Regions from separate parts of the Homo sapiens genome. Here region 1 is linked to region 2. The links are chromatin loops, found by intact Hi-C in ENCODE. Cell type or tissue: sigmoid colon. All regions are shown on one strand. Each heading gives the region's core, and the rest is flanking DNA. Links, peaks and the distances in the headings are about the cores only. Region 1 overlaps ARHGEF17 (Rho guanine nucleotide exchange factor 17). Region 2 overlaps ATG16L2 (autophagy related 16 like 2).

Evidence for each region. A loop is a pair of places that touch in the nucleus more often than their neighbours do. Peaks named below come from ENCODE experiments on the same cell type or tissue, not always from the same donor. Only the 100,000 strongest peaks of a DNase experiment are listed, where the experiment ranks them.
Region 1: it touches region 2 in a loop (2.3-fold over the local background); 3 of 110 quality-filtered maps call a loop at or near these places.

The regions. Positions count from the first base shown.
Region 1 is chr11:73,352,193-73,367,911 of GRCh38, forward strand. ARHGEF17 (Rho guanine nucleotide exchange factor 17) reads left to right here. Exons shown (of 21, transcript NM_014786.4): 3 at 638-820; 4 at 3,341-3,457; 5 at 3,669-3,761; 6 at 3,983-4,159; 7 at 4,517-4,567; 8 at 4,833-4,942; 9 at 5,050-5,135; 10 at 7,642-7,760; 11 at 8,128-8,341; 12 at 8,896-8,969; 13 at 9,848-10,047; 14 at 10,241-10,542; 15 at 11,014-11,263; 16 at 11,555-11,641; 5 more. The coding sequence ends at 15,588. Among named protein-coding and RNA genes, the nearest start is that of RELT, 16 kb to the right of the region's middle. RefSeq lists enhancers at 9,856-10,362, 10,012-10,306, 14,154-14,323. In sigmoid colon, for the core only: no CTCF peak of the experiment used is centred there; a DNase peak (open chromatin) is centred at 7,369.
Region 2 is chr11:72,818,418-72,826,417 of GRCh38, forward strand. ATG16L2 (autophagy related 16 like 2) reads left to right here. Exons shown (of 18, transcript NM_033388.2): 4 at 3,251-3,324; 5 at 3,627-3,878; 6 at 4,061-4,126; 7 at 4,431-4,544; 8 at 5,643-5,705; 9 at 6,317-6,425; 10 at 6,885-6,990; 11 at 7,756-7,826. Among named protein-coding and RNA genes, the nearest start is that of ATG16L2, 8.0 kb to the left of the region's middle. RefSeq lists a silencer at 3,821-3,990 and enhancers at 4,311-4,640, 4,681-4,790, 4,841-4,960, 7,921-8,000. In sigmoid colon, for the core only: a CTCF peak has its summit at 3,989 (motif pointing left); DNase peaks (open chromatin) are centred at 3,509, 3,904, 5,284 and 5,804; H3K4me3 peaks cover 1,472 bases; H3K27ac peaks cover 340 bases.

The sequences.
Region 1 (15,719 bases), core at 3,852-11,851, 540 kb after region 2:
GCAGACCTGTAATCCCAGCTACTCGGGAGGCTGAGGCAGGAGAATCACTTGAACCCGGGAGGCGGAGGTTGCAGTGAGTTGAGATCGCACCACCGCACTCCAGCCTGGGTGACAGAGCAAGACTTCGTCATAAAATAAAATATTTCTTAGATTTGATGAAATATGATATTTTAAAAAATTTCTTCCGTTTGTGTGTTTCATCAGACTAGATCCTAAGCTCTATCAGGACAGGGATTGTGGTCTTTCTTATACATTGCTGTCTCCCAATTCTTAGAACAGTGCCTGGTACGTAGTAAGTGCTCAGTAAATCTTTGCTGAGTTAGTGGTGGGAGGTCTTTCAAGGAGCCCCATCTTGCTTTCCTCATTCCAAGCTCTGTTTGTTCATACATTAAACAAACCTCTTCCTGAGCGTCCTTGCTCCCATCTTGTGCCAGGCCCTGGGCTCAGCGATGAGGGCATGAGCTTAGATCTTCCCATCTCCCTCCTGGAGCTCTTGGTCTCATGAGGGAGATGTGGAAGGCAGGGCGCTGAGCTGCAGGCCCGGGTGATTCTGTGTGCACTCACACAGGGGCCCTGTGTAGGTGTGGTGGGGGCGGCATCTCTGAGGGAGTGTGCACCGACCCTGTGGGTCCTTCAGGGCTACATGCAGCCGCTGAAGCAGCCAGAGAACTCCGTGCTCTGTGACCCTTCACTGGTGGACGAGATCTTCGACCAGATCCCCGAGCTCCTGGAGCACCACGAGCAATTCCTGGAGCAGGTTCGGCACTGCATGCAGACCTGGCATGCCCAGCAGAAGGTGGGAGCCCTGCTCGTCCAGTCGGTGAGTGGCCCCGCTGCTGCCAATTCCCACAAGCACAGGCCCTCCTGGAAGGGGCTGGATGTGGCCACGGACCCCACCCCCACCCATCCCACCTGGATACTGACTCTGTTTCCAGATCTGACCATAGAACTTGGCTAGACATTGGTACTTACCCCAGCCCCTGGGTGGACCTGAACTTGGACACTCCCCTACCCCAAAGCTTGGCCAGACTCTGGCACGGACTCCGACCCCAGCCAGACACTGACTCTGATCCTGGACCCTACCCCGCTCCTGGCTGGCACTGACGTGACTCTAGTCCTGACCCCAAGCTGGTGCGGACGCTGACCCAGACCTCAGATGGATGCTGGTACTGACCTCCACCCTATCTTTACTGGAACCAAAATAACTGCCCTGGTCCTGACCCTGGACTTGGGCTGGATGTTGATGCTGGCTGAGTCTTGACTTTTTCTCCATCAGATATTTTCATCATAATAGCATACCTGTTTGCTAGGCATTGTTCTAAATGTGTTGTATCTATCAACAGCCCTGGTAGGAGAGTGCGTTGGTTACCCTGATTCTAAAGATAGTGACTGAGACATGGAGAGATTGGTAACCTGATGAAAGTTACAGTTAGGAAGTGGTGGAGGACTCAACTCCAGAAAGCCTGGTTCCAGTGCCCCGGCTTCCCCTACCCCATACTGCCTCTCACCACAGGCCAGATCTCCACTGTACACTTGTCAAGCTCCCACAATAGCGAGTGAGATCTTAGAAAAGGTATTGACTTCAGAATTCAAAAAGAACATCGAAAGCAAAACCAATAAGCATTTAATTAAATGCCTGTAAAACATAGCATGCCATTTTCATTCATTGTTAAATTTAGTATTTATAAGAATTTAATTACATTTGAAAAACTTCCAGTTCCATTTTATTTTGCCAGAATTCCCAAGAATACACCATGATGACTGATAAATCATAGCCAAATGCAAACTAAATGGTTTCTCAGAGCCACATAATTTCAAAAGCAAAATTGTAAAAATTCTTGCAAAAATTTTACAAGTGAAAAATTATATCTATTTCTGTGGGATGTATGTTTCAATATATTTGCTATGCTGTGGGGTGGGGCCTTGAACCATCTTAGAATGTCCTTGCTGACCCAGAAACTGATGGGACCAGACAGGGGTGATGGGGTTCCAGCTTGGATTGAGTGCTGATGTCTCCAGCCCATCATCACTCTCAGTGTCAGTAAGCTCAGCCCCCTGCCTGGACCTTGATGCTGACCATGGACTACGGCGAAGCCCTGGACCCGGAGGGGTCAGCACAGGATGCTGTGTCCCAGGGTGGGGGTGGTTGGTGAGGGTTGTCTTCCTCCCTTTGCTTCTTCACACCCTGCCCTGTTCTGTCCAGAGGCAGGGGCACTTGGCACCTTAGAGGGACAGGACTCTGGCCGGGCGCAGTGGTTCACGCTTGTAATCCCAGCACTTTGGGAGGCCGAGGCAGGCAGATCATGAGGTCAGGAGTTTGAGACCAGCCTGACCAACATGGTGAAACCTCGTCTCTACTAAAAATACAAAAATTAGGTGGGCGTGGTGGCATGCACCTGTAATCCCAGCTACTCCGGAGGCTGAGGCGGGAGAATCGCCCGAACCTGGGTGGCGGAGGTTGCAGTGAGCCGAGATCGTGCCATTGCACACTCCAGCCTAGGTGACAGAGTGAGACTCCGTCTCAAAAAAAAAAAAAAAAGACAGGACTCTGAGGGGTACAGAAATATCACTAATGTGGTCACGTAGCTTATCCACAGTACAGTTGAGACAGGAACCCAGGTTTCCTGGTTCCCAGACAAGGCTTCTTACCAATAACCTCCATATTTAGTCCGCCATCAGCATCAAGCAGGTATTAGCCACCAGCTGTATGTCCTGCCCTGAGCTGGGCTTTACTGTGGGTGGGATGGGAGCACTTTTCATGGAGAGGGAGAACTTGTCCTAGGAGATCAGGAGAAGCCAGAGGCCAGGTGGCGTACCAGGCAGAGCTCTAGTCAGGGAAAGGAGTACTTCCGAGAGGAGGCAGAACTGGAGCACAGCCCTGAGGCGGGGCGAGATTTGGATGAGGAAGGGCATTCCTGGTGGGGGGATCTGCATAAGCAAAGGCCAAATGGCTAGAATGAGTCTGTGTCACTCAGAGAATGGGGAAAGGGAGACCTGCCTGGCTGGACTTCGTGAGGGTGGAGGTCTAGGGATGGAAATGCCCAGTTGGAAGTGAGAGAACCAGGTCTGAGCTCACAGGATACATTCAGGTCTACATATGTGCATACATGAACAGTCACACCCAGATAATATGAGCACTCGTATATCCATGTGTACACATGCACATACGCCTAAACACGACCACACTTAGAGCCACAGGACATGTGCCTGATCCCTTAGAGATTGTATCATTTCTAGTTGGAGGGAAAAGATGGTGACTCATGAATCAGTGAAAACTAGGACAGGGTGAGGTGGGGTGAGGGACACCTTGAGGGTCCCCAACCTGCCTCCTCCTCCACAGTTCTCCAAGGATGTCCTAGTAAACATCTATTCTGCCTATATCGATAACTTCCTCAATGCAAAGGATGCTGTGCGTGTGGCCAAGGAGGCGAGGCCTGCCTTTCTCAAGTTCCTAGAGGTACTGTGGGCTAGGGCAGGGGGATGGAGGTGACCCTCACCTTGGGCCAGCTTTGAGGGCCCCAGGAGCTCCCAGCGTGGGTACCATAGTCCCAGCCAGTGGGCCAGCCTCCGCTCTCAGGCTGAGCTGGAGAGGCTTGCTGGGGACCTGTCCCTGGACATAGTCTTCCTGGCATGTCATTCCTCACATGATGCCCATCCATGGGTTTCAGCAAAGCATGCGTGAGAACAAGGAGAAGCAGGCGCTGTCTGACCTCATGATCAAGCCTGTGCAGCGGATCCCACGCTACGAGCTTCTGGTGAAGGTGGGCATGGACCTGGGTGGGCAAGTGGGCAAGGCCTGGAAGCATGGGGGGATACAAGGAGGTCTAAGGCCCCTGCCTCGTTGAGCCTGACATCAGGGTCCCTAGGGGACAGGTAGGAAAGATAGTCCTCTTTGGTGTCTACCCATAGTCCCTCCTGCTCCAGCAGTCTGGGGCCCCAGGGGTAGCTAAGCAGTCAGGTCTGCTCCCCATTCCCACCCCAGGACCTCCTGAAGCATACACCTGAGGACCACCCGGACCATCCACTCCTGCTGGAGGCGCAGCGGAACATCAAGCAGGTGGCTGAGCGCATCAACAAGGGTGTGCGGAGTGCCGAGGAGGCGGAGCGCCATGCCCGTGTGCTGCAGGAGATAGAGGCTCACATCGAGGGCATGGAGGATGTGCGTGCGCCCTGCCCCACCCCACCCTACCCCACCCCACCCACATCTGTGTCCACTCGGCCTCTGTGTGCATCTGTGGCCACCTGGAATCGTGGCTGTGTCCATGTCCGGAACCACAGTGTGTTTGCATCCATGTCTGCCAGCCTCTGTGGCCACACGTCTCCACCTGTCTGTTCTTCCACGTCTGTCTCTGACCTTGGGTCCTGTGGCCTGGCAGCACAAGGGCATTGAGGGTGGGAAGCATGCTGCTTCCATTGGCCTAGCCCATGGAGTGGGGCCGAGGGATCACTGGGATTTTTGGAGGGGATAGGGATTAATAACTGGCCTTCGAGATGCCTTGTCCCTCCTGTCCCACAGCTCCAGGCCCCTCTGCGGCGGTTCCTGAGACAGGAGATGGTCATTGAAGTGGTAAGAAGTGTCCCAGTATCTGTCCGGCTGTCCCCACCTCCTCACTTTGTCCTCTCTTCTGCTCACACCCTCTACCTGCAGGTCTCCCTGCTCTTTCACCCCGAGGGGAGCCCTGGTCGAGTCCCCACTCTGCTCTGACTCTCTGGGAAGCTGGGGAAGAGCCCTCACTCTCCCTGGGTCTCAGTGTCCCCTTGGGCACTATGGGCAGGGGGGTGGGCTTCTGGACTGTGTCCACCCAGCCTGAATTCTGCCTTGGGCTCCACAGAAGGCGATCGGTGGCAAGAAGGACCGGTCTCTCTTCCTGTTCACGGACCTCATCGTCTGCACCACTCTGAAGCGAAAGTCAGGCTCCCTGCGGCGCAGCTCCATGAGCCTGTGAGTGGCTGGGCCGGGGTTTGGGTGGTGCCAACAGGGGGAGCATTTGTCCCTCTCTGAGCCCCACTCCCCGACCCTGGCCAGAGCGCCCCATTGGCTCCCCACAGGTACACGGCAGCCAGTGTCATTGACACAGCCAGCAAGTACAAGATGCTGTGGAAGCTGCCGCTGGAAGACGCAGACATCATCAAAGGTGGGTTTGATGCTAGGGGTTCTGGGTGTTGGGGTCTTCCTCTGAGAAGCCCTCCTGGAGGGTCTGAGCTCCAGCCAGTCTGGCTGCCTGTCCAGCTGCTTTTCCACTTTTGGGCCTCGCTCTCTCATCCAGTGCAAGGGGGCTGGCATGAAGGACCCATTTGGCACCCATGGAGCCAGACAGTCTGTCCATGTACACTTCCTTCCAACTGGGCAGGGACCTAGGCTGGCAGCGGGAGCTGGGTGGGGGTGGTGCACACAGAGCAGCATCACTGTAATTAGCCATTGATTCATCTGTGCAAAATCATTTGAGCGCCTAATATTAGATGATGTTGCACTGTCTGGTTCAGCGGTTTCACACACAGGGAACAGACACTCGCTTGAGTTACTGCAAGCAAAGGGTTGATTGGAGCCATCCATGTTGTTCAGGGCTGAGACTGTTGGGAGCTGAGGCAGCTTCCAGGAGCCGCTCCTCCTGCGGCGTCTGTCTTTCTTCCCTTCTTGCTGAGTCTGCCCTGTTCTCACTGCTGTTAGCTTTCCCTGCTTCCTCATAACTCCCGTGATCAGACCCAGGCTGGCTCCTGGCTCAGCTGGAGGGGAGCTCACCTGGAGCTTGGCCCTCAGGGTAACAGACAGGTTTGCTCGGCCCCTTGGTGAACCCAGGCCTGCCCACTATGTAGGAATACCAGCTGATTATTACTCTAATTGGTCCAAGTCAATAGAATGACCACCTTTAAGTTAGGTGCCCACTCCTGGTCCAGTCAGCTGTGAGCAAGAATGGGGCAGGGTCATATGGAAGAAAACATGGCTGCCCAGGTGGTGAGGGTTGGGATGGGACAGTTTCTGTCAAAAGGAGTAGATCGGCTTCATCTCTTCAGGCTGTTTTAACAAAAATACCACAGACTGGGCAATTTATAAACAAGAGGAATGTATTGCTCACCGTTGAGGAGGCTGGGAAGGCCAAGATGAGGGTGCCAGCAGAACTGCAAGGGGCCTGTGCCTCACAGAGGGTGCCTTCTATGTGTCCTCACTTGGCAAACAAGCTCCTTCAGGCCCCTTTATCGGCACAAATCTCATTCACGATGGTTTCCCCCTCATGACCAGGTCACCTCCCAAAGGTCCGCCTCTTTTTTTTTTTTTTTTTTTTTTTGAGACGGAGTCTCACTCTGTTGCCAAGCTGGAGTGCAGTGGCACGATCTCGGCTCACTGTAACCTCTGCCTGCCGGGTTCAAGCAATTCCCCTGCCTCAGCCTCCCAAGTAGCTGGGACTACAGGTGCGCACCACTACGCCCGGTTAATTTTTTTTTTTTTTGTATTTTAGTAGAGATGGGGTTTCACCATGTTAGCCAGGATGGTCTTGATCTCCTGACCTTGTGATCTGCCCACCTCGGCCTCCCAAAATGCTGGGATTACAGGCGTGAGCCAACACGTCAGCCAGGTCCGCCTCTTAATACCAACACACTCAGGATTCGATTTCAACCTGTGAGTGTTGAGTGGACACAAACATTCAGGCAACAGCAGAGCTGTTCCCAGCCTCGGCCTGGCAGGAAACTCCACTGCCATCCACCGGGCACACACTCTTCTTCCCGTAGACACAGTGAGACAGCCTCCCTGTCCAGCGTGACTCCATCTTACAGTTACAAAGCGTGCCCTCCCCTCCTCAGCAGGCTGCCTCTCACCCCCACGGGGTTCTTGGTCACAGGGCCACTTCAGACAGGACTTGCCAGTCTCAGGTTCCATGTCTCTAGTGCTGTCATGACCCGTCCAGGGCTGCCTTACCATTCTGCAACCTGTGGCCCAAATATTAAATTTATATACACCAATAACACATTCTATAAACTAGATTGGAGAAAAACAGGAAAAGAAACTCATTTAGGAAAAAGCAAAAAGACACTTCTTTTCCCTTGATTTCAAGACACATGTGTCCTGGCCCAAGGGTGGAGGGACAGCTCCATGTATGGACCACTGGTCCAGAATGTGCGTCCCAAGCCTTGGGTTGAGGGCGGCAGGCCGTCTGCAGGACCAGCTGCTTGGCAGTGTTCAGGTATGGGATAGGACCATAGAAATCCAGGGCACCATGCACTGCCCCCTCCTTTGTGGGGCGATGAGTCTCTTGGTCAGCACATTTGACTGCCTGGGGCTCTGCCTGCTCTGTCAGCACGCCCACGGGAGGCTGCAACGCCGCAGCAGTTCCGTGTCAGCCAGGGCCTGTGTATCGCAGAGCCAGCCACCATTTCATACTCCATGCTCTCCTGGGAATTCTCCGTGGGCCTGACATCCTGCGCCACATGGCTCTGAATCAGGCCTAGTCCCCAGCTCACAGGGCTGGGGTTCCTCAGGGAGCTGCCTGTTAACTTTTTTCCCAAGAGCTTGGGGTTTCTATGCTTTCGGTTTGTCAGGTCTCTCCCCGGCCCAGCTGCAGGCTATGCAGTGAGGGAAGGAGAGTCTGTCCCAGCCTGACCTTGTCTGTCTCTGTATCAGTCCACGGCCTTCCTCTCTCCCTCTAGGGGCATCCCAAGCCACCAATCGGGAGAACATCCAGAAGGCCATCAGCCGCCTTGATGAGGACCTCACCACCCTGGGCCAAATGAGCAAGCTCTCTGAGAGCCTTGGTTTCCCCCACCAGGTCTGTGCCCTCTGCCTGACACTGGGGAGCCAGAGGGTGGGAGGCTTCTGACCCTGTCTGAGAGATAGACAGCCCTGACATTTGCCTGAGGGAAGAGACATCCCTTTCCCTCATCTGAAGGCAAAAATCGCAGCCTCCCTGCGTATGGGGGAAGTAACATGTTCCAGGTCTGAGGGTGGAGACATAGCTGCATCCCCATCAGAGGGTGACAGAGGCCCCATCCCCCATATATCAAAGGAATCCAGGTCTGAGGGAGGAGACAGTCTCACTTGCTGTCTAAGGAGAGAGGCAGGTCCCCACACATTAAGGGCAGGTGCAGGCTCTGGTGAGATGCTGGGGCCTGAGGCCTGGGCCCTCTTCCCCACAGAGCCTGGACGATGCACTGCGGGACCTCTCAGCTGCCATGCACCGGGACCTGTCGGAGAAGCAGGCGCTGTGCTACGCGCTTTCCTTCCCGCCAACCAAGCTGGAGCTGTGCGCCACTCGGCCCGAGGGCACCGACTCCTACATTTTTGAGTTCCCTCACCCTGACGCCCGCCTTGGTTTTGAACAGGCCTTCGATGAGGCCAAGAGGAAGCTGGGTAAGCCAAGGCACATGTTGGCCCTCTCCTCCTAGAGCTTCCAGGCAGGAGGCCAGAGGCATCTCACAGCTGTCTGTGACTTCAGGAGCCAGAACCGCAGTGCCCTGTGCTCCGGCTCCACCTGGTGGGGAGGGGGGCTTCTGCAGTGAAACATCAGACTGAATAATAGCTGTGGCCTCCCTGGCAGGGAGGGGATTCCATGGATAGGGTCTCACTGTCTGCTGGACCTGCCCCATAGTGGGCACCGATAGCCAAGACCCTCGCCATACCCTCCCTACACACACTCTGAGCAGGGCTGGATCAGGGAAAGCGATTGATCAGGGTTCATGGCTTAGAAGATCCACAGAGACCTCTGGGTCTAACCCCAAGACAATACACATGGGAAAAGATTGAGGCCAGGAGCAACTGCCTTATTCTAATGTGGCTGGGATCAGGCCTTCCCCTAAAGAGACCCTGAGGGGCAGGGGAGGAAGGGGAATGGGGCAGGGGCAGGACCAGGGTGAGATGGATGCTATGCTAAGCAGGGTCCGTCTGTCTGTCCATCTCCACTACAGCATCCAGCAAAAGCTGTCTAGACCCTGAGTTCCTGAAGGCCATCCCCATCATGAAAACCCGCAGTGGCATGCAGGTATGTCTGCATCTGGGTCACTTGGGTACATGTTTTCAAAGCCAGCAGGTGTTCATGAATTTTTGTGTACGACATTGTGTATATGCCGTGAACATTGCTATTGCTCCTTATGTCTTGGAGAATTCAGCTCTCTGTACATGTGTGTGGGTGCTGCATATGTATTACATGTACACATGTATATGGGTATGCTTCGTGCATATCTGTATCTGTGCATGTGAACAAAGGTTATATGAATGATGGGAAGTAGCTTCATTTATGTGCTTGTATGAGGCTGCATACATATGTACAGAGGTTACCAGCATCACATTTTTTCTATGCATGTATCCATGATTATATCTGGGGATATGTGTGTGTACATGTAGGCATGATGCCTGTATCCCATAGGCATGAGTGCATTTGATGTGTAGAGGGTCACATGGGCAAGGTGCGGTGGCTTACGTCTGTAATTCCAGTACTTTGTGGGGCCAAGTTAGGAGGATCACATGAACCTAAAAGTTCAAGACCAGGCTAGGCAAGACCCTATCTCTACAAAAAATTCAAAAATTATCCACGTTTAGTGGCGCGCCCCTGTGGTCCCAGTTACTTAGGAGGCTGAGGTGGGAGGATTGCTTGAGCCCTGGAGGTCAAAGCTGCAGTGAGCCATGAACCCACCACTGCACCCCAGCCTGGGAGACAAAGCAAGAACCAATCCAAAAAAAAAAAAAAGGGTCCTGTGCCGCGTGTATGTGTACGCGTGTGTAGAAGGGTGTATAGGGCATCCACACACACACACCCATGCAGGCCTGCCTCCCTCCATTCTGCCGGGGTTTCCCAGGAGTGGGGAATGCTGGCAGCAGTTCCTCCATTCACCTTCTCCTGTCCATTGGCGCCTCCTGCAGTTCTCCTGTGCGGCTCCCACCCTGAACAGCTGCCCGGAGCCCTCGCCTGAGGTATGGGTCTGCAACAGCGACGGCTACGTGGGCCAGGTGTGCCTGCTGAGCCTGCGCGCCGAGCCGGACGTGGAGGCCTGCATCGCCGTCTGTTCCGCCCGCATCCTCTGCATCGGGGCGGTGCCCGGGCTGCAGCCTCGCTGCCACCGGTGAGGCCTGGGCGGCGGGGTGGGCGGCACCGCGGGCCTGGGAGAACCAACCCCTGTCCCAGCACACTCTCAGGCCGCCCCGGCGTGGTTGTGGGCGGGGCCCGGCGAGTGTGGGCGGGGTCGGTGGGCGTGTCCACCACCGGGGCCCCGTCTGGCTCGTAGCTGCTGTCATCCTCACTCCGTCTTCTCGCAGGGAGCCTCCTCCGTCGCTGAGGAGTCCTCCAGAGACGGCACCGGAGCCCGCCGGGCCGGAGCTGGACGTCGAGGCCGCTGCAGACGAGGAAGCCGCGACGCTCGCGGAGCCGGGGCCGCAGCCCTGCCTTCACATCTCCATTGCAGGCTCGGGCTTGGAGATGACGCCGGGCCTCGGCGAGGGTGACCCCCGCCCAGAGCTGGTGCCCTTTGACAGTGACTCTGACGATGAGTCTTCGCCCAGCCCCTCGGGGACGCTGCAGAGCCAGGCCAGCCGGTCCACCATCTCCTCCAGCTTTGGCAGTGAGCTTTGGCCATCTCCTCCAACTTGGCCTTGGCAGGCAGGGTGGACTGCCCAGAGGAGGGGGAGAGGAGGGACCAGTGTAGGGCAAAGGCATGGCGTCAGACCTCAGGATGTTAGCACACAGAGCAATGAGGGCAGGGGATGTGACACCAAGGATCCAGAGGACAGTGGGACAGTCAGGCGGGATCATGAAGACCCTGGAGCACTCAGCTAAGGAAGATGGGGTGCTGGTGGAGTGGGGACCCACGGTGTGGCCACTGGGTCTGAGGGGCCAGGCAAGATCAAGGATTCTGTAGTGCTGAGCTGTCGGTGAGCAGGGCAGCAGGGCAGCAGACCGGAGCAGGCCGGGGAAGAACAGCTTTGAGAGGCCTTCCGGAGGGGCATGGCCAGGAGGGATGCATGGCCTAGAAAGATATCAGGTCCCAGGCCTGGCAGAGGGAAATGGAGACAGAGACCTTTGTCTCCCTCAGATGAGGAGACCCCGAGTTCCAAGGAGGCCACGGCAGAGACCACCAGCTCAGAGGAGGAGCAGGAGCCAGGCTTCCTGCCACTGTCTGGCTCCTTTGGGCCTGGTGGTCCCTGCGGCACCAGCCCAATGGATGGGAGAGCCCTTCGCCGCTCCAGCCACGGCTCCTTCACCCGGGGCAGCCTTGAGGACCTGCTGAGTGTCGACCCTGAGGCCTACCAGAGCTCCGTGTGGCTGGGCACTGAGGATGGCTGGTAGGGACAGGGGAGGGACTAGGGACACAGTGCCAGAACTCTGAGCTCCCTGCTCTGGAAATCATGTGGTCCCCTGGAGCCAAGGCAGGAGGGCTTTGGGTCACACCTCAGGGGTACTGCTGACCAGGGATGTCAGTGGGTCTGACAATCCCAGGGAGGCTGTGGGACCTCAGTACCTTGGGCAGGCACCCAGCATTGAAGACGTGGTGCTAGGGGCAAAGAGGTGGAGGGATGACTCCAGGGGCTGGTGTGCCCCAAGCATTTGTCCCAGGTGCATACCCCGATCCACAGTGTCCACGTGTACCAGTCCTCCGACAGCATCCGTGACCGCAGGAACAGCATGAAGCTCCAGCATGCGGCCTCTGTGACCTGCATCTTGTAAGGCCCCAGGGTGGCCCTTCCTATCTAGACTCTTCTCAGCCACACGTGCAGGCCTCCTTCTGTTCATCTGGTCCCCCTGCTCTACTGTCCCTCCTCTGTGTGGAGGCTGGAAGCCAGAGGCCTGGCCCTAGGCTAGCTGTGCCTCTTACACACTGTGTGAGCTCGGGCAAGTCACCCCCTTTTCTTAGCCTCAGGCAACCCCCACCTGGAGAACAAGGGGTGGGAAGAGGTGGCCTCTCGGGAGCCATACCCATTCTATCTGTGGTTCCCCTGGTCCTGGGTGACCCACTTTGGCTGCCTGAACTCCCTTACTGCTTCCTCTTTTCCCTACCCAGGTATCTGAATAACCAGGTGTTTGTGTCTCTGGCCAATGGAGAGCTTGTGGTCTACCAAAGGGAAGCAGGTGAGTATCTGCCCTCCCCCACACCCTGCCCCTGTCCCCTTACTGGTGTTGGGGCTCTCTCCTGGAGATGTGGCTTTGGGCAACTCCCAGGCCCTCTGTGGGCCTTGGTTTCTTTGCTTATAAAAGGGGAATGTTAACATCTCATTTCAGGGGAGACCGAGGCTCAAATTTAGAACTGGAGTGAATTTCCTGTTTTCTTTACCCCACTCCAGGCCATTTCTGGGACCCCCAGAACTTCAAATCAGTGACCTTGGGCACCCAGGGGAGCCCCATCACCAAGATGGTATCTGTGGGTGGGCGGCTGTGGTGTGGCTGCCAGAACCGAGTCCTTGTCCTGAGCCCTGACACGCTGCAGCTGGAGGTAGCAGGGGGTGGGGGAATGGAATTGGTGCCATGGGATGAGCTAGGTCCGTGTGACAGGGAGATGGAGACCATGGTAGGGGCATAAGCAGCATCCAGCAGAGGGCTAGGGCCTTCCTCTGACCACAGAGTGACGCTGGCCAGTCCCTGTCCTCCTTCGATCCTCATTTCTTCTGTAGCTGATGAGGAATACAGTAAGTGTCCCATATACATTAGGAATCTTATTCATCCTCCTGCCCACCCTATCTCTCAACTCAGGTTTTAGGGTCCTTTGGGGATAGGACAAGAGTCCTTTCTGATGTCAACATCCATTAGCATTAGACTCTGGCATTTATTGCTGCACATGTCACTTGCACACATGTCAGAAGTATCCAGGGGCAACGGGTTCCCTTAATTTCCCTCACTTATTCCATTGTTGGCTGGGCAGGAGTCCAAAGCCCTGGGTTCAGGCCCCAGCTCTGTGACTGACTTGCTGTGTGACCTTTCCCTTCTAGGCTTCAGCTTCCCCACCTGTCCAGGGGGAGGCCAGTGACTGATTTTAGAACCCTTTAAGCATTGAAGTTCTCTGATCCTTAAATCACTCAAGTTTAATGGGGAAAAAGCACCTCCATTGTAATTCCTGAGAACTAAGTTGGGAGGTGCTGGTGAAACCAAGCTTCGAAAGGTTAATCAGACCAAGGACCAACGCTAGTGTGAGTTGTGAGGGATGGACACTGGTGAAGCTCCAGGCTAGGGTGGGCCAAGGGAGGCAGGCCTGCCAATGACCCATCTTCTCCCCCGCCTTCCCCAGCACATGTTTTACGTGGGTCAGGATTCAAGCCGCTGCGTGGCTTGCATGGTGGACTCCAGCCTGGGTGTGTGGGTGACATTGAAAGGTAGTGCCCACGTGTGTCTCTACCATCCAGACACCTTTGAGCAGCTGGCAGAAGTAGACGTCACTCCTCCCGTGCACAGGATGCTGGCAGGTACTGACCTCAAACTACCACAGCACCCTCCTTGGAGCCTTTCTGCCCGATCGTAGAGGCGGCTGAGCCAGGGCCAGAATTCAGCCCCAGCTGTGGTCTGTCTCCCACCCCAGGCTCGGATGCCATCATCCGGCAGCACAAGGCTGCCTGTCTGCGAATCACAGCGCTGCTGGTGTGTGAGGAGCTGCTGTGGGTGGGCACCAGTGCTGGTGTCGTCCTCACCATGCCCACTTCGCCCGGTACTGTCAGCTGCCCACGGGCACCACTCAGTCCCACAGGCCTCGGCCAGGGACACACCGGCCACGTCCGCTTCTTGGCTGCAGTCCAGCTGCCAGATGGCTTCAACCTGCTCTGCCCAACCCCACCACCTCCCCCAGACACAGGTGGGTCAGTGCATCATACCCCAAGCTAGGGATCATGGACATTTGGTTTAGGACTCCCCACTATCCTGCCAGAAGAGCTTTCAAGAGGGAGGAAAAGTGTCACATAGAGCTGGAGGTGGCATATGTGACAGGAAATACACCACGGAAGTGTCCAAATGAAATCTAGGATAGTTGTGTGTGTGTGTGTGTGTGTGCGCACCTGCATGTGTTGTGTGTATATAAAGTTCTATCCAGAGAAATGTCATGAGAGACAGGGAGGGAACTATAACCTAAGAGGTAGAATATGTCACAAATAGAATATGTATATAGAAAATATGTCCTGTTGTATATATTTCCTATATGCACCAGGAAATAGCACAGGACTAGAAATGATATATAGGGCAGGAAGTGGAATCAGGAAGTGATGCACAGAGCAGGAAATAGAAATAGCAACAGAAAACAACATAGAATGGCACTAGCACAGAAAATGGACTGATAATTAGAAAGTGAAACAGCCGGGTGCCAGGCGCGGTGGCTCACACCTGTAATCCCAGCAGTTTGGGAGGATGAGGTGGGAGGATCGCTTGAGCCCAGGAGTTCAGGACCCAGCCTGGGCAACATGGTGAGACACCATCTCTACAAAAAATACAAAAATTAGCCATGTGTGGTGGCACACACCTGTGGTTCCAGCTGCTCAGGAGGCTGAGCTGAGGTGGGAGACTCACTTGAGCCCAGGGAAGTCGAGGCTGCAGTCAGCAGAGATTGCACCACTGCACCCCAGCCTGGGTGACAGAGTGATACCCTGTCTCAAAAAAATAAAAATAAAAATATGGCCGGGCGTGGTGGCTGACACCTGTAATCCCAGCACTTTGAGAGGTTGAAGGGGGTGGATCACCTGAGGTCAGGAGTTCGAGACCAGCCTGGCCAACATGGTGAAAACCCATCTCTACTAAAAATACAAAAACTAGCTGGGTGTGGTGGCGGGCGCCTGTAATCCCAGCTACTCGGGAGGCTGAAGCAGGAGAATCACTTGAACCAGGGAGGCGGAGGTTGCAGTGAGCCAAGAGTATGTGCCATTGCACTCCAGCCCAGGCAACAAGAGCAAAATTCCGTCTCAAAAAAAAAAGTGAAACAGCAGGAAATGAGGTACATCAGGAGGCCACAACCAGAAAAGTCTTGCTTTGGCAGGACAAGAAATGATATTCCCAAGAGGAAGTGGCTGTGGAAATCAGGAAGCAATAAAGCCTCGGGTCAGGAGTTGTCTGGGTTCACAGAAGACTTAAGCTACCTGGGAAAGGGCTGTTGGAAGTAGGAGGCTTATTTAATGCAAGGACGTTGCGTGCAGTAATCAAGAGAGATAGAAAGTGGCATCTTACAGGGCACTTACATTGTAAAAAGAAAAAAATCAGAAGTGGCGTCACCTTGGGAAATTATGTGACTCCTGACTAGAGATTACAGATGGGACATAAGAAGTCTGGCTGCCAAGAAGTGGGCATTTCTTTCTAAATAAGTTCCTAGCTAACAGAAAGTGGGATTCCCCCATAGGAAGTGTGCACATCTTCCTTCCTATCTTCTGGGGTGTGGGAATTCAGGCCCCGATGGGACAGTGAAGCCTCCATTCGCCCCCAAGCTGACAGATCCTCCCCTCTGCCCCCAGGCCCCGAGAAGCTGCCATCACTGGAGCACCGGGACTCCCCTTGGCACCGAGGCCCCGCCCCTGCCAGGCCTAAAATGCTGGTTATCAGTGGAGGTGATGGCTATGAGGACTTCCGACTCAGCAGTGGGGGCGGCAGCAGCAGTGAGACTGTGGGTCGAGACGACAGCACAAACCACCTCCTCCTGTGGAGGGTGTGACCCTGTCTGCCGTGGCCCAGGACTCGCCCGCCCACCTGCCTTCAGCCTGCTTGCCTCTCCCTAGCCCACACGCAGACTTTGACCAGGAGTATCCAGCCAGGGGCACACATGTGCCTGCGTGGGCTCTGCCT
Region 2 (8,000 bases), core at 1-8,000:
GTTCTTGGGGTTCACTGACCCCCGTTTTTTCTGTTTGCCAACTCTCAGTTCTGTCTCTAGCCGAGCCTTCTTTTCTGAGCTTGACTCTCTTGCTCAGCTGCTTTTTGGAGATCACATCTAAAATCAGGCTCACCATCTCCCCCAGAATTTGGCCCACACCGTTTTGAGAGTTGACTCCTTGCAGGCATCGGGCTAAACATTGTCTCAGTTAATCCTTCACAACTTTATGGTTGTAGAGGAGGAAACTGAGGCTTGGAGAGGTAGAGCCAGGATTTGAGCCCTTCTCACACAAATCAACTTCTGTGCTCTCCATTCATTCTCTCAACATCTGTTGACAGTTGCTATATCCAAAGTACGGGGAGTGCAACAATAAACAAGACCTGGCCCCATGGGGCTTCCAGTCCTCTGAAAGAGACTGTGATAGCCCAGGAAATACACATCCAGTCACAGAATGGCAAGTCACCTGCCCAACAGAAATGCGGGCATAGGTACGGACTCATTTGAGAACCTTTCCCTAGAGCTGCTGTTGTAGGTCCAATTTAATATTTGTTTGAGAGGTGATTCTCAAACATCTGACCCCCACACCACCCCCAGCCTCTGGGCTGTGAGCTCCCCAAGCCCTGGGATGTCTTCGTTTGCCTCCGAGGCAAACCTATATCCTTAGGGCCTGTGTCCACAGTCCATTCCATACTAATGACTATTTGTAGACTAAGCGATGAATGAGGTGGGCTGTCCTTCCTGTCTTCCTGTGACTGCCCCCCAGTCGTTCTCACACATGCTGGAAATGCAGGGGCACCTCTGACTCTTCCCAGCCCTCCATCCTGAGCTGGTCACAAGCTCATGTTGACTCTATCTCCAAATCCATCAATGTCTCTCTGTTTCTTGCACCATATCTGACATAGTACAAGTAACTTTCATCCTGCCCTGGAACACTCCTTTAGCACTCCCTGTCCCTTCTCCATACAGCTTTCAGAGTGACATATTTTAATTAAAAAAAAAGAAAGATCTCCATTAAAGACAAGCAATACACAAAACATGCTTGTAAACAAGTCAAGAGAATAGAAGCCATAGAGTAAAAAGTAAAAGCCCGTCTTACTACCTCTGTCCCCATGGTTAGTGCGCTGTAGATCTTCCAAAGCTCCTAGCCTGGCTCCCCCGTCGAGCTCCCCAGGCTCTTGTCGCATTTCCTGCCACGCTCATCTCTGAGCTCCCAGCTCCCTTTGCCTGAGATACTTTCCCTGGCCCCCAGCACTCCTTCCCAGGACACACACCAGCCAGTACCCATTGGATGCGCCAGAGGATGGGGGCAGTGAGGAGGCTTTTTCTTTTCTTTCTTTTTTTTTTTTGAGACGGAGTCTCACTCTGTTGCCCAGGCTGGAGTACAGTCGCGTCATCTCGGCTCGCTGCAACCTCAGCCTCCCGGGTTCACGCCATTCTCCTGCCTCAGCCTCCCGAGTAGCTGGGACTACAGGCGCCCGCCACCATGCCCGGCTAATTTTTTGTATTTTTAGTAGAGATGGGGTTTCACCATGTTAGCTAGGATGGTTTTGATCTCCTGACCTCGTGATCCACCCACCTTGGCCTCCCAAAGTGCTGGGATTACAGGCGTGAGCCACGGCACCCGGCCTTTTCTTTTCTTTTGTAAAAATTTCTCTAGTAGTTCCACACATCACAAGCATTTATCATTATTATTAACTTTTTATTTTAAAATAATTATAGATTCACAGGAAGTTGGAAGGATAGTCCAGAGTTCCTGCATCCCCTTCCCCCAGCATCTCCTGCTGGCTACATCTTACATAACTATAGTACCCACAACCAGGAAACTGGGATTGGTATGAAGTGTGTATATGTCCTTTGTCATTTTATCACGTGTAGATTTGTGTAACCATCAAGATATGGCACTGTTTCACCACTGCAAAGATCTCTTTCTTATTACCCCTTTTTAGTCACATTCACCCCTCTCCCCCCAACCATCCCTAACCCCTGGCAAGTACTAATCTGTTTTCCACTTCTACTACTTGAATTTTGAAAGGCATACAATAAAATATTGAATGGTACAACACAACATAAATGAAAGCAAGTGACAAGTGAGAAAGTGGAGGTGGTGATCAGATTGCTCAGTGGTGAAAAGAATTATGTTATAAATGGGGCCAACTATGAATAAAGGTGCCCCAACCCGCATGTGCAGATTCCTTCTTCGCAGACTCACTCACATAGCGCGTCATGTCAGTGCAGGTGGCAGCGCCAACCGTGCTCCTCAGTCTGTCCTCACCAGGCCCACGTGAGAACACAGGAACAGATTAGCAACAAGAGCCCCCAGCCTTGGCCTGGGCCAGAGGCGCCTCTGGCCCTCATGTTCTCTTGTCACACTGGTGGGAGCTGCCTTGCCTGGGGTCTGTCTCTCCCACCGACCCTGCTTGGCTCTGGGTTGAAGGCATGACGAGTGAGGCGGGAGTGCAGATGAAATGACCCTCACCCACTCTCCTGGGCTGCCAGCGCTGTTCCCATATTGAGTCTGGGCCCTGGCTCCCCGAGTCCATGCCTGATCTTAGCCTTGTGTGCCTCTGCGCAGGGCCTCTCGCTGCTGAGACCTGTGCTTGGGCAGGCCTGGGTTGGGTGAGGCCAGGAAGCCAGCAGGGAGGGGTGGGGAACAGAACTCACATTCCCCTGACCAGCCTGGAGGGTGATGCAGTTAGGTAGGTGGCTTGTGCCCAAATCTCTTAGCTACGTGACTTTGGGCAAGACACTTAAACCTCTCTGTCGGTGTCCTTGTCTGTGAAGTGAGAGTGGCAGTACCAGCCTCCTGGTGTGGTGAGGATGGAAGGAGCGTGTAGCCTGCTGGGAACATCATGGCGCCCGAGGGCCGGATGGGCATTTGGCAGCCTCTGCGCGAGGAGTCCTCGCAGTGGTTATGCATGGTGCTGGGAGCGGAGCGCTGGCTTCCCACTCTTCAGGCGAGGCAGTGGAGCGGGTTGCTCTTGCCAGAGAGGTTCCTAGTAGGGTCGCAGAGAAACGAAGCGGCACGGCGAGGATTGGGACCCAGGGCTGACTCCAGAGCCCGAGGGCCTTCCACTGCTCCACAAACAGCAGCGCGTCCCTGTGCAAGGTCCCAAACCTGTGTGGGGCTCAGCTTGCTTTTCAGGAAGGGGGCGGGCAGGTGAGCAGCCGACTCCCTTAGCGCCTTCGGCCCCGGAGGGACTGGAGGCCTGGAGGGGCCTCAGCGCCGCCGTGCCCACCTGTCCGCCCCCAGATGGCCTACCAGGTGGTGGAGAAGGGCGCGGCCCTGGGCACGCTGGAGTCGGAGCTGCAGCAGAGGCAAAGCAGGTGAGGCGCGGGCGGGGGCGGGAGGGACCGCGCCCACCTCAGGGAGGCCCGGGGCCAACTATACGGGAGGCGGGGGGAATGGCGCGGGCCGAGATCTTTCCCTACGTCCCCCCGACCCCATCGGTTGGTGCCAGAGGACCGAACGGCTGGGCTCTGAGGGCGAAGGCTTGGGGGAGACCTGGCTTAGCCACCCGGCTAGCCGCGTTTGGCATGGGCAGGTCTGTCTCTGCTCCGAGGCATATTCCCACTGGGCAGTGACGGGGGAAGCTTGGGACCCGCTATCCGCTCTTTCCGTCCTCCAGGCTGGCAGCCCTGGAGGCCCGCGTGGCGCAGCTGCGAGAGGCGCGGGCGCAGCAGGCCCAGCAGGTGGAGGAGTGGCGGGCGCAGAATGCGGTGCAGCGGGCAGCCTACGAGGCGCTGCGCGCGCACGTCGGGCTCCGGGAGGCGGCACTGCGCAGGCTCCAGGAAGAGGCGCGCGACCTGCTGGAGAGGCTCGTGCAGCGCAAGGCGCGCGCCGCGGCCGAGCGCAACCTGCGCAACGAGCGCCGGGAGCGGTGAGGGAGCAGGCCCCGCCCCTCCTGAGGAAAGGCCCCGCCCCTGCAGGGAGGAGTCGGGCCTCGCCGGTGTCTGGAAGGGAGGGGGGCAGCAGCCGCCCCCTGGAGGAAGGGACCGGGTCTAGCCCCGCCTGCGTGCGAGGCGCCGCGCCAGGGTCTCAGGATGCTTTTTACCCAACAAGGGCCAAGCAGGCGCGGGTGTCCCAGGAGCTGAAGAAGGCTGCCAAGCGGACCGTGAGCATCAGCGAGTAAGAGTGGGGATGGGCCGGTCCGACCCTTGCGTTCTGCCTCCCGCCCCGCCTGCCTGCGGCGACCCAGGCTGCCGACTGTACTTGTGCACAGCCCCGTCCTGAGGCCCCCATGTGGTCGGAGCCCACGAGACACCTGCAGAGGACCGTGTGGTCGTAGGAGCCTGCATGCGTGACCGCTGCACGTGTACACCCACACAGAACCCTCATCACTGGGAATTCCTGTCTTCAGCGTATCCTGTGCTGGGGTCGGGAGGGGCTGGCTTGGTCCCTTGGCCTTTCTGAACTTCATTACCTCTCCTAGGGGCCCGGACACCCTAGGCGATGGGATGAGGGAGAGAAGGGAGACTCTGGCTCTGGCCCCTGAGCCAGAGCCCCTGGAGAAGGAAGCTTGTGAGAAGTGGAAGAGGCCCTTCAGGTGAGGACCCAGGTGACAGTCTCAGAGCTCTGAGCTGAGCCCCACCCCAGAGGCTGCCAGGGTCTTCCTCTTGGACCTTGGAGCCAGCTCTTGGGTTGGGAGGGGGCTTGAGGAGAGGCCAGAAAGCTCAGATCTCCCAGGGCTAGTCTGACCTCCATTGTCTGGAGCCACTTGGGGTCAGTTCCATCTCACCCCCCCAACCCCTACCCTCAACCCTTTCCCTCCTTCTTGGGATCAGAGCTCTGGGGGTGGGGAGTCAGGCTTCTGAATAGCTGTCACCAGGAGAGAACCTGTGGGCAAAGCCCAGAGCCCAGTCATGCCAGGCATGTGTGCGCAGCCATAGGTGTGCAAGCATGTGCATCCGCAGGGACATGAGGCCACAGGTGTGTACAAGCTTGACTGAGCCCGTCTGTATGTGTGAATATATAAGCATGTGTAGATGTGTGCTCACACTTGTGGGACCTGATTGGGGCTTCAGACCTTGGGTGCCTGTCCGCAGGGTCTCCTCCATCCTTCTTGATTTGCCTGTCATTGAGGCTGCCCGCTCTGGGCGCCATTCCCCAGCCTAACACCTCTTCTCAGTCTTTCCTTGCAGGTCCCTGGTGTCCAGGCCTTGGGGCAGTGAAGAAACCGTGGGGAGGGGCATGAGATGCCAGTCCCCAAAGTCCTTGGGAGCCCTTGTGGGCCAAGTCATTGTAGGACACACCCTCTCCTGGGCATTGCTGAGGTCACCCAGTGAGCCTAGGCTCCCCCCTCCTCCCATCCCCAGCCTGGGGGAACCTTCAGCGTCTCTCCTCCCTGTAGGCCCCGGCTCAGCTTCCCAGGAACTTTTGTTGGTGGGTACTAGTAGGGTAAGGCAGTTCTTCCCATCATGAGGGAGACCTTGGGAGACTTTCATTACCAAATCCATTGCTGCCCCGACCTTCCTGGGACTGATCTGGGTCACCCTGGTCTCCTGATCTTGGAGAAGTCAAGTTCTTATCCCAGACTTGAGAGGTTACAAGCCTCCAGGTCTCTGGCAAAGTGTGGAGATGATGGACAGCCATTTGTACACACACCAGCCAGTCCCTTAGCATATCTCTCTTGGTTTTGTCTCAGGTCTGCCTCAGCCACCTCCCTGACGCTGTCCCACTGTGTGGATGTGGTGAAGGGGCTTCTGGAGTAAGTGTGTGTGTGCCTGTGTGTGCACCCACGTGTGTGTCGGGCTCCCCAGCCCAGGCTTGGTCTGTGTCTGTGCCTCGACCTGTCCATCCCTGTGATGTGCAGCTGTCTGCCTGTGAGTCTGTTGGGCCTTGGAGACAGGAGCCAGGTGAATGGCCTCAGCCCCGGCCCCGGTTCAGCTGTCTTCCAGGTTCTGTCCTCACAAGGGTCTGTCTTCATCCAAGGTCGTCACAGGGGACCAAGAGCTCCAGCCTCAGGCAGGGCAGGAGCTCCTACTCAATTGGGAAAAATGCTCTGAAATGTCAGGGACTCATTCAGAGTCACAGAGCCAAGCAGTGGCAAGACTGGGATTGAAACCCCGGCCCTGAGGTTTCTTTGCACCCACCAACCCTACCCTGCTCCTGTGTCTGCCTCTGTGTGCTCCCCACCCCGTCTCCACACCAACCCCTGGGGTCGAGGCTGGGTTGGGGAATGCTCTCGCTGCTCCTTGGGGCCATGTTCTGCCGCCTGCCATGTCTGCTTCCTATGGTTGATGCCTCAGGGGAGCTGGAGGCTCCCACCTGAGAAGGACTTGCTGAATGCCCTCCTGACCCCAACCCACCTTACCCCAGTTTTAAGAAGAGGAGAGGTCACTCAATTGGGGGAGCCCCTGAGCAGCGATACCAGATCATCCCTGTGTGTGTGGCTGCCCGACTTCCTACCCGGGCTCAGGATGTGCTGGTAAGGGAGGAGCTGAGCCACATGGGTGGGGCAGTGGTGAGAGAGTGCAGGCACAGGGGTGGTCTCGGCACCAGGGGTGGTCCCAAGAGGCCAGGGAAGCAAGGCTGGGCTCCTCAGCAGGAGCAGGAGGCTGCCTCCCACAGCCTGTGGTGGGAGCCACTCAAGCATGTTATGATGTGGGCATAAGCCGGGGAGGGAGAGAGAGGAGGCTGGGAGGCCAGGAGGCCAGGCAGGAGAGTAGAGTAGCATAGCACGGAGGCTGCTGCAGGGGTCCAGGCAGAGGTGAGAACACCTGGTGGGGCCGGGTTTGAAACTCAGAGTGTGGACAGAGAAACTGGGGAGGGAGATACCACGTCTGCAGCAGGCTGTGTCTGCACAGGCACCGGTAAGAGGGCCCGTGAGCACTCACAGAGACATGCGCGGGGAGGGCCGGGGCACCAACCTCCCCTTTCCCCACAGGATGCCCACCTCTCTGAGGTCAATGCTGTTCGTTTTGGCCCCAACAGCAGCCTCCTGGCCACTGGAGGGGCTGACCGCCTGATCCACCTCTGGAATGTTGTGGGAAGTAAGGAGCCCTCCCCTGCCGGCCAACTTGGTGCTTCTCTCCAGACCCTCTCCTCAGCTCACTCCTTGGTGGGCAGAGGTCTTGGATCTCTTTGTGTTTCTCTATCTGGAATATTCTGTGGGCAGTGACTAGACAATGCCTTGGAAAGAGTGAGACTCTGGGCTCACTGTTCTGAAGAAGGGTGGAGCCTCCTGGCTCCTAGGGTCCAGATTTGCAGGATGGGGAGGGCTGAGTTCAGATGGTCCCTGATGGGGATTGGTGGGGGTCCCCTATCATGAGGTCCTACAGGGACAGGCCCTTGAAGAGCAGGTCCCTGAGTCTACCAGGTGACCCTCTTCTAGCATCACTTGAGCTCTCAGAACTCAGGTAAGAGACAAGTATGAACTGTTGGCCTTGTCCCAAGCTCTGTGCTCTGGAGAGGGGGTGTCCTGGGGAGTCAGAGCCGGCTCCTGGGGGCTTCCTAGAAAAGGCAAGTTTCTGGCTGGCCTGATCCTGGCTTGCTGCGTGCTCTACATAGTCCCTTCTCCCTGGTCCTCTCTAGCCTGGTCTGTGAAATGACTAGCTGTCCCTGGGACCCAGTGCCAGCAGTTAGGGGAGGTGTAGTCTCCAGCCCAGGCCCGCAGAACAGACCCAGCGATTCTGTCTTCTAACCTGGGGATGTGTCGGGGGGTGGGGCGGGAACTGATCTTCCGCTCTCAATCCCAATTCCTCCATTTTGTGAGGTTAAGACCTCATTTCAACTGTCCCTTCCCCTGGTCCTCCCAGGTCGCCTGGAGGCCAACCAGACCCTGGAGGGAGCTGGTGGCAGCATCACCAGTGTGGACTTTGACCCCTCGGTGAGGAACTCTGCCCCAGTGGCATGGGATTGTGCCCTCTCTGATCTCCACACTGGGCAGGTGGGGGCTGTGGGACCTGAGGGCGCAACATGGATACCCTAGAACCAGGCCCCTGGGCTCTTACACAGATCCTCCTCCTTGGGCCGGAGGCTCCTTTGCCTGCCTTGGTGACCT